Linked DNA regions of Mus musculus: region 1 is linked to region 2. Evidence: chromatin loops called from intact Hi-C (ENCODE). Cell type or tissue: left cerebral cortex. All regions are shown on one strand. Each heading gives the region's core, and the rest is flanking DNA. Links, peaks and the distances in the headings are about the cores only. Region 1 overlaps Gm34664 (a long non-coding RNA gene). Region 2 overlaps Gm34664 (a long non-coding RNA gene).

Region 1 (2,922 bases), core at 252-2,751, 55 kb before region 2:
AGGTCCCTAGAGAACCCTTTACTCCACCCATACAAAATGCCATGTGATCCTGTGTGATGCCAAAGGCACCTGAATGGCTTCAGTGTCACAACAATGAGCATCCGTTATCCCAATAGTAGCAGAGAACAGATGCAAAAGTTAATAGAGTTTTCTGGATGACAGAATGCTAGGTAAATGAATCTATGCTTCATTATATATATAGAGAGAGATTCCAAAATGTGGAGAGATGAAGAGAGGTCTGAGCTAAGCTGTGACAGTCAGAATCTGGGGAGCCACACATCAGAGCCAATCTCCCTGATCACTACCCTGATCACAGGAATAAGAATTCACTGCTCAGCAGTGACACTCATTCCAAATTGAGATACCAAGAGATGGCCATACAAACACGCAATTAGCATTCCAGAACACACTAGGGGAGTTTCAAAGAGCCTGGCACTGTCGTACCATTACAAGGAGAGAAATCTTGTGCCAGCCAGCTTCTTTCATTATCTAGTGGTGGGTAATACCCTCCACGAGGTACTGGGAAGCGCTCGACCTTCCTATGCACCGGAGTCTGTTTTCTGCTAGAGTCTCCCAGGACTCCTCTGCTTTCTGTTTTAAAACTCTCGTTCTAAGAATCTTCCCCATTTTCATGTACAAGGGGTAATTTTTATTATACAACTTATTAATTTATATTTTTATGAAAAATGAGTTTGATTGCTAAGTCTGCACATAGCGGTATTAGACTTAAAAGAGTTAGGATCTGTCTGCAGGTTCTATGCCAATCTATGAATGACATGCTAGCCCAGCAATACAGCCTTACCATAAGCCCACAGAGCATCTGCTGTTACAGACAAAGAGAACCCACCTGCATGTTTCTCACTCTCCATGGCTGTTTGGATATGGATAACGGGGACAGGCAGACAATTTGCAGACAAAAATCACATAGCAATACTACTGAACAGTACATCTTGTTCCTTTAAATACATTTGAGCCTTTTGGAATTAAGTTTAAAATGGGAAGAAAAACTCTGTGTGTGTGTGTGTGTGTGTGTGTGTGTTTTCATAAGTTTTCAAATACCAACAAAGAACCATGTTCATACACATTGATAGTAGCCAGTATGAACAATGTCCTTCAGGTGGCTTTAATTTGCTTTGTAAATACAAATGTAATTGGTATTTAAGGGACTATTCTAAATCACCAACACCCTCCTCTGCCTGAGCGTGAGTAATCTAATTTCTACTGAGCACTTTGGGTTTTGACAGACAGATCTCCGAGGACTGTCTTTTGTGTCAGCATCGGTGAAAATGAGTTCTGAAGTAGAGTCACACCCCCACGCATGCGTGGAATCCCAATAAACCTCATCTCATACATCCATTTGCCTGTGTCTTGCTGCTGATGGCTAATATATTCTTTTGCTTCTGGCTAAAAAAGAAAAAAAAAGAAAAAAGAAAAAGAAAAAAAATGGTGAGAAACCGCTGGTGCGTACTGATAGCATGAGTCCTCAAGGAACCATAATTGGGAGAAGAGACACACAGTTCATGAACATGCCAGGGGACCTCAAACTGCTGTCGTCCTTCAATCTGCAGCCAACTGGAAACAATGGATCCCCAAACTGTCAAGGGATTGAAACATTCTCTCATTTTTAGGGGTGGAAAATTAAAATTTAACTCCTTGACAAAAAGAGAATTTGCCTGCTAGTGCCACTAACTGTTTTAGCTGAGCACTAAATAGTATCTGATTAAAACTACTCCCTGAGGGAATGTGTGAACTTCTCTGGCTGTTCCTATTGTGTTGTGAATAATTTGTGATTCATGGATGTCTTTCTATATTTAAATATCTAACTGAGTGTGAAAAAGTAAAGTCATATGGTGAGACTAAAATGTTTACTGGGTGGGATGAGTCTATTTGGGGAGGAGCAAGTCACCAGTAAGCCTACACCCTTGCAGAAGCATAGTGAATTCCCAGACTCATCTCATTCCCAGCTGGTGAACGATTTGAAACAAGGAAGATATTCCTGGGAACTTCAGTAGCTAATTGCCTTTCATCATTGATCTGCCCTTTCTTACTAAGACATGGTTGTACATTTAATAGTGTGCTATGCACACTATAGTAAAAGACCAATTGCTTTAGTCATATAATACAAATTATGATGATAAAATGTTTTAGTTGAGCTCATTGATTTAGTTTTCTGCTATTTAGAAGAGCTTGTGTTGGTGACAGTTTTATTTATATGTACAAGGGTGATTTTTGTGGACATTTCTAGTATCTGGACAATCTGGGAATGAATGTTCCTCTATATGAAATGCAGCCTGGTACCCATTTTCTCTGATCTCTCCACACCTTCTAGTGTAAGATGCCCAATCACCTTTGGAAATGCTGAATGAATTGAGTTAGGCAAAGAACATGACTCAGTGCATCGGCTGCCTTAGAATAGCCTGAATCCACATGATGGCATTACAGTATGCTAGGCGCTGACATTCAATTCTGTAAAGAGATCTCACACTCTGTTCCACACCCTTAAATGCCAAACAGTGTGCCTGCCAACTGTCAAGTGCTTGCCAAAGGAGGAGAAGCATCTCGGGCCTTTGCTAGTTTTGATAGGGGTCAAACATGTCTGTTAGTCACATCACATGTCTGTTTCGGAGGACCATGGCCAACACCTATGCATTTCATAGCCCTGTAAGAACAGGCTGGGGAGAAAAGAGCTTGCTGGAGAAACAGTGCGCATACACACACACACACACACACACACACACACACACACACACACGCCTCAGTAAGATGGGAGCAAATGCAAGTCCCATCCAGGACACAGAAGGACCAGGGTCTCAGAGTGGCTATGGTGCCATCTGTGACAATCTGCCTAGTTCACTCAATGCTTGGTGGTCCTCTCCTCTCTGTGTTCTTCAGATTCAACCCTGGAACGTGGAGCTATCATGC
Region 2 (2,922 bases), core at 96-2,595:
GCTTCTCTTCAACCTTGAGAGGTGAACAAAGGCAACAGCAGTAGCTTACTTTACTTGGGGTGTCTCTCATGCTTACATATGTATTTATATATAACATATAAAATAATTAGATTATAATATATAAAATAAGAGACTAGGGACTTGAGAGACATGGGGAATTTATGGAAGGTGTGGGAGGAAGGAGAAGGAAGAAGGAAATAATGTAAGCACATTTTAAATTATTTTTAGGAATGTAATTTTACACATTTAAGTATACATCAGAAAAATAGAAAATAATGTCAATCATTTTTTTCCTAAATAAAATTTCAATAACCAGTACATTGTAGTATCTATTTTTTTGGAACATAACCCATATAAACATATAAGCACATATAGCTATCTATATTCATCCATATAAAATTATATACTAAAACAGGGTGTTGCCAAGTGATCTAAAATTTAGGTAATATATCTCAGTTCTATAGTGTGTGGCACAGTGGGTAAGGGCTGTTAATTAACAGTCATGTACCAGTAGGCCAGTACCTATCAGTGCATGTTACTCTCGCCTGTAAACTTTCTGTTTCTAAGGTAGTGGTGTCCAGTGGACAGGGTATGTTAACGATGCTGCCATAGTAAGTTTTGACTATGAACTTCCCTGTAGCTGAGGTCAACTCCAAAACACGCTTCTGGGACAGTCTCCACAGGCATTTCCAGGAAAGGTCAACTGATAGTGAAACCCTACTCCGGAGTGGGAAGAACCTTCCAACGTAGCCCAGAGATGAACCCCAAGGAAAACAGCCTGCTGCCTTTTCCCACTAGTTCTTTGCTAGTCAGTGCATTACTTCGTTGCTGCCCCAACAAACCCAGTCCTTTTTATCTTTCAAACACTCAACTGAATACCAGCAACCCTCTAGGCCTCCAGGAGCTCAGGACGGAAGTGGGGCTATTGCAGCATGAGAGGCTGTCATGTTCTGAGCCCCTCCAGTCACCCTCCAGTCGGGCATGGTCACCATCGGATTGCCCAGCTCACATCATGTAGCACCATCAAATGTTTTTTACTATATATTCTCTATATATATACATGCTATTGGCTCTATACCACTAGAGAACCCTGACCACTGTAGACTCACACTATAGCAGTCTTGATCATCATATAATCATATGACAACAAACCAAACACTCAGAAGTTCAAAGCCCTGATAGGTACATGTTAAGATGAGCTCACACAATGACTAGAGATGCTGTCTCTCATGGGACATCCTGGAATTCACTGGGGACTAGGGAAGACTGTAGTCTCATAGGAGAGGCACCTGCTTTGAAACACCACAGGTAAGGCAGTTTGTTATAATGCTTTCTTTAGAGAGCACAGTAAAGCAGCTGGGATGGCACAGCCTACTCTGGGCAGCTGATAACAATCTCAGGCTCTCCATATGCTCCCCAGCATCTAGAAATGGCAGGCTAGCATTTCCCTCCTGCTGGTGCTGGTGAGCTCCCTGCAACTGTTCCTACGTGCTCTCTGCTCCATCTCTCAAAGCCTTTGTCCCTCTCCTACCAAAGGCTGAGACATATTCTCAAGGCTCAAAGGATTAGCAACCTGTTTGGTGGCCTTCAGGCACTCTGAAGTGTCAGCAGCTGTCCTTGCTCTGGGGACTGGATGGGAGCCTGGCAGCAGGAGGGGCAGAAGGCAGAGGCAGCAGGCAGAGGGAGGCTAGGCGTAGGAGTGTGCAGGCACACTCAGCAGAGAGAAGAGGGTCAGAGAAAGAAAGCAAACTACGAGAAGGGGCTGGGCACTAAGAGAAAGAAAAAGCAACCAAGCCTAAAGAAATCATTGCAGAGAGCTGAAGAGAAGATCTGTGTGTGTTGTGGTGCGTGCGTGTGTGTATGGTAAATGTGTGTTTGCCCATGTGGGCGCCCTTTAATCCTTTGATATGAAAAGAGAAAGAAGAGTAAAGGGAGGCTAGGGAGTCACCAGAAGCTGAACTGTTCACTGTTAACAGAGAAAGGAAAACTGTCTTTCCTTTTATTTTCTTTCCCTATCACCTATTTCTCTCTGCTTCTCCTGAGCTAGAGATGAAGAAACCCAAGGGAAACAAGCCACTGCCTTTTCCTGCCTTAGGTCTTTGCTAGTAAGTGCATCCTCGCTGTTGCTGTTGCCGCAGCTGCTGCCATCTCTCCCTACCATCAAAATCCAGTCCTTTCTTTTCTCTTCTTCCTTTCTGCCCAGTCAAGATGACCCTGACAAAAGCTAGGAGGGTAGGAGGATGGTTTTCAGGACAGGAAACTAGATGAAAAGGGGAACGATCCCAACTTGGACTGAAAATACAAACAGTGCCTCATGGGTCCTTGTGCTGGTCTTCAAAAGGATGACTGCAGACTGAAAGTTGGACTGAACTGTAAATCCATCATCTTCTTCTGCCATCCTAGTCTTTGTGACTCTTCTGTGTCCAGCATCTTTGGGTGTTATGGGACATCTTTTATAACTGTCCTCCTCTGGTGCCCACCTCACTCACTGCATCTACTGATTAATTTTGGGCCCTCATCAATTCTCTTTCTCTCTGACTGGCATCCATCTTCAAAAGTCTGGTAAGCTCATTCATTTACAACAGTCGCAGGTGAACCCATTCATTCACAACAGTCAGGTAAACCCATTCATTCACTTCTTCAGGAGGAAGCACACTTTCCTGACATCTCTCCAGTGCCTTCCTTCTCCCCATTCCTGTGCTCTCTTAGTGGTTCTTTCAGCTTTTGTCCTATTATTAAGGGGTGGGGCTAAGCTTTTACCATGAACAATATAAGAACATCATCATTATCATCATCATCATCATCATCATCATTATTATATTTATTTTTTTACACTCCATATTTTATTCTACCCAACCCCATCCACCCTCCTATTGCTCCACATCCCATGAGATTCCCCACCATGCCACAGAGCCACCTGTT

What was found. Peaks named below come from ENCODE experiments on the same cell type or tissue, not always from the same donor. Only the 100,000 strongest peaks of a DNase experiment are listed, where the experiment ranks them.
Region 1: a loop joins it to region 2, with 10 times the contacts of the local background. A loop is called at or near these places in 3 of 42 quality-filtered maps.

Annotation. Positions count from the first base shown.
Region 1 is chr7:68,905,561-68,908,482 of GRCm38, reverse strand. All of the region lies in intron 2 of Gm34664 (a long non-coding RNA gene), which reads left to right. Among named protein-coding and RNA genes, the nearest start is that of Gm34664, 9.0 kb to the left of the region's middle. In left cerebral cortex, for the core only: no CTCF peak of the experiment used is centred there; DNase peaks (open chromatin) are centred at 810, 1,374, 1,791, 2,478 and 1 more place.
Region 2 is chr7:68,850,869-68,853,790 of GRCm38, reverse strand. All of the region lies in intron 2 of Gm34664 (a long non-coding RNA gene), which reads left to right. Among named protein-coding and RNA genes, the nearest start is that of Gm34612, 60 kb to the right of the region's middle. In left cerebral cortex, for the core only: no CTCF peak of the experiment used is centred there; DNase peaks (open chromatin) are centred at 1,469 and 1,636; H3K27ac peaks cover 963 bases.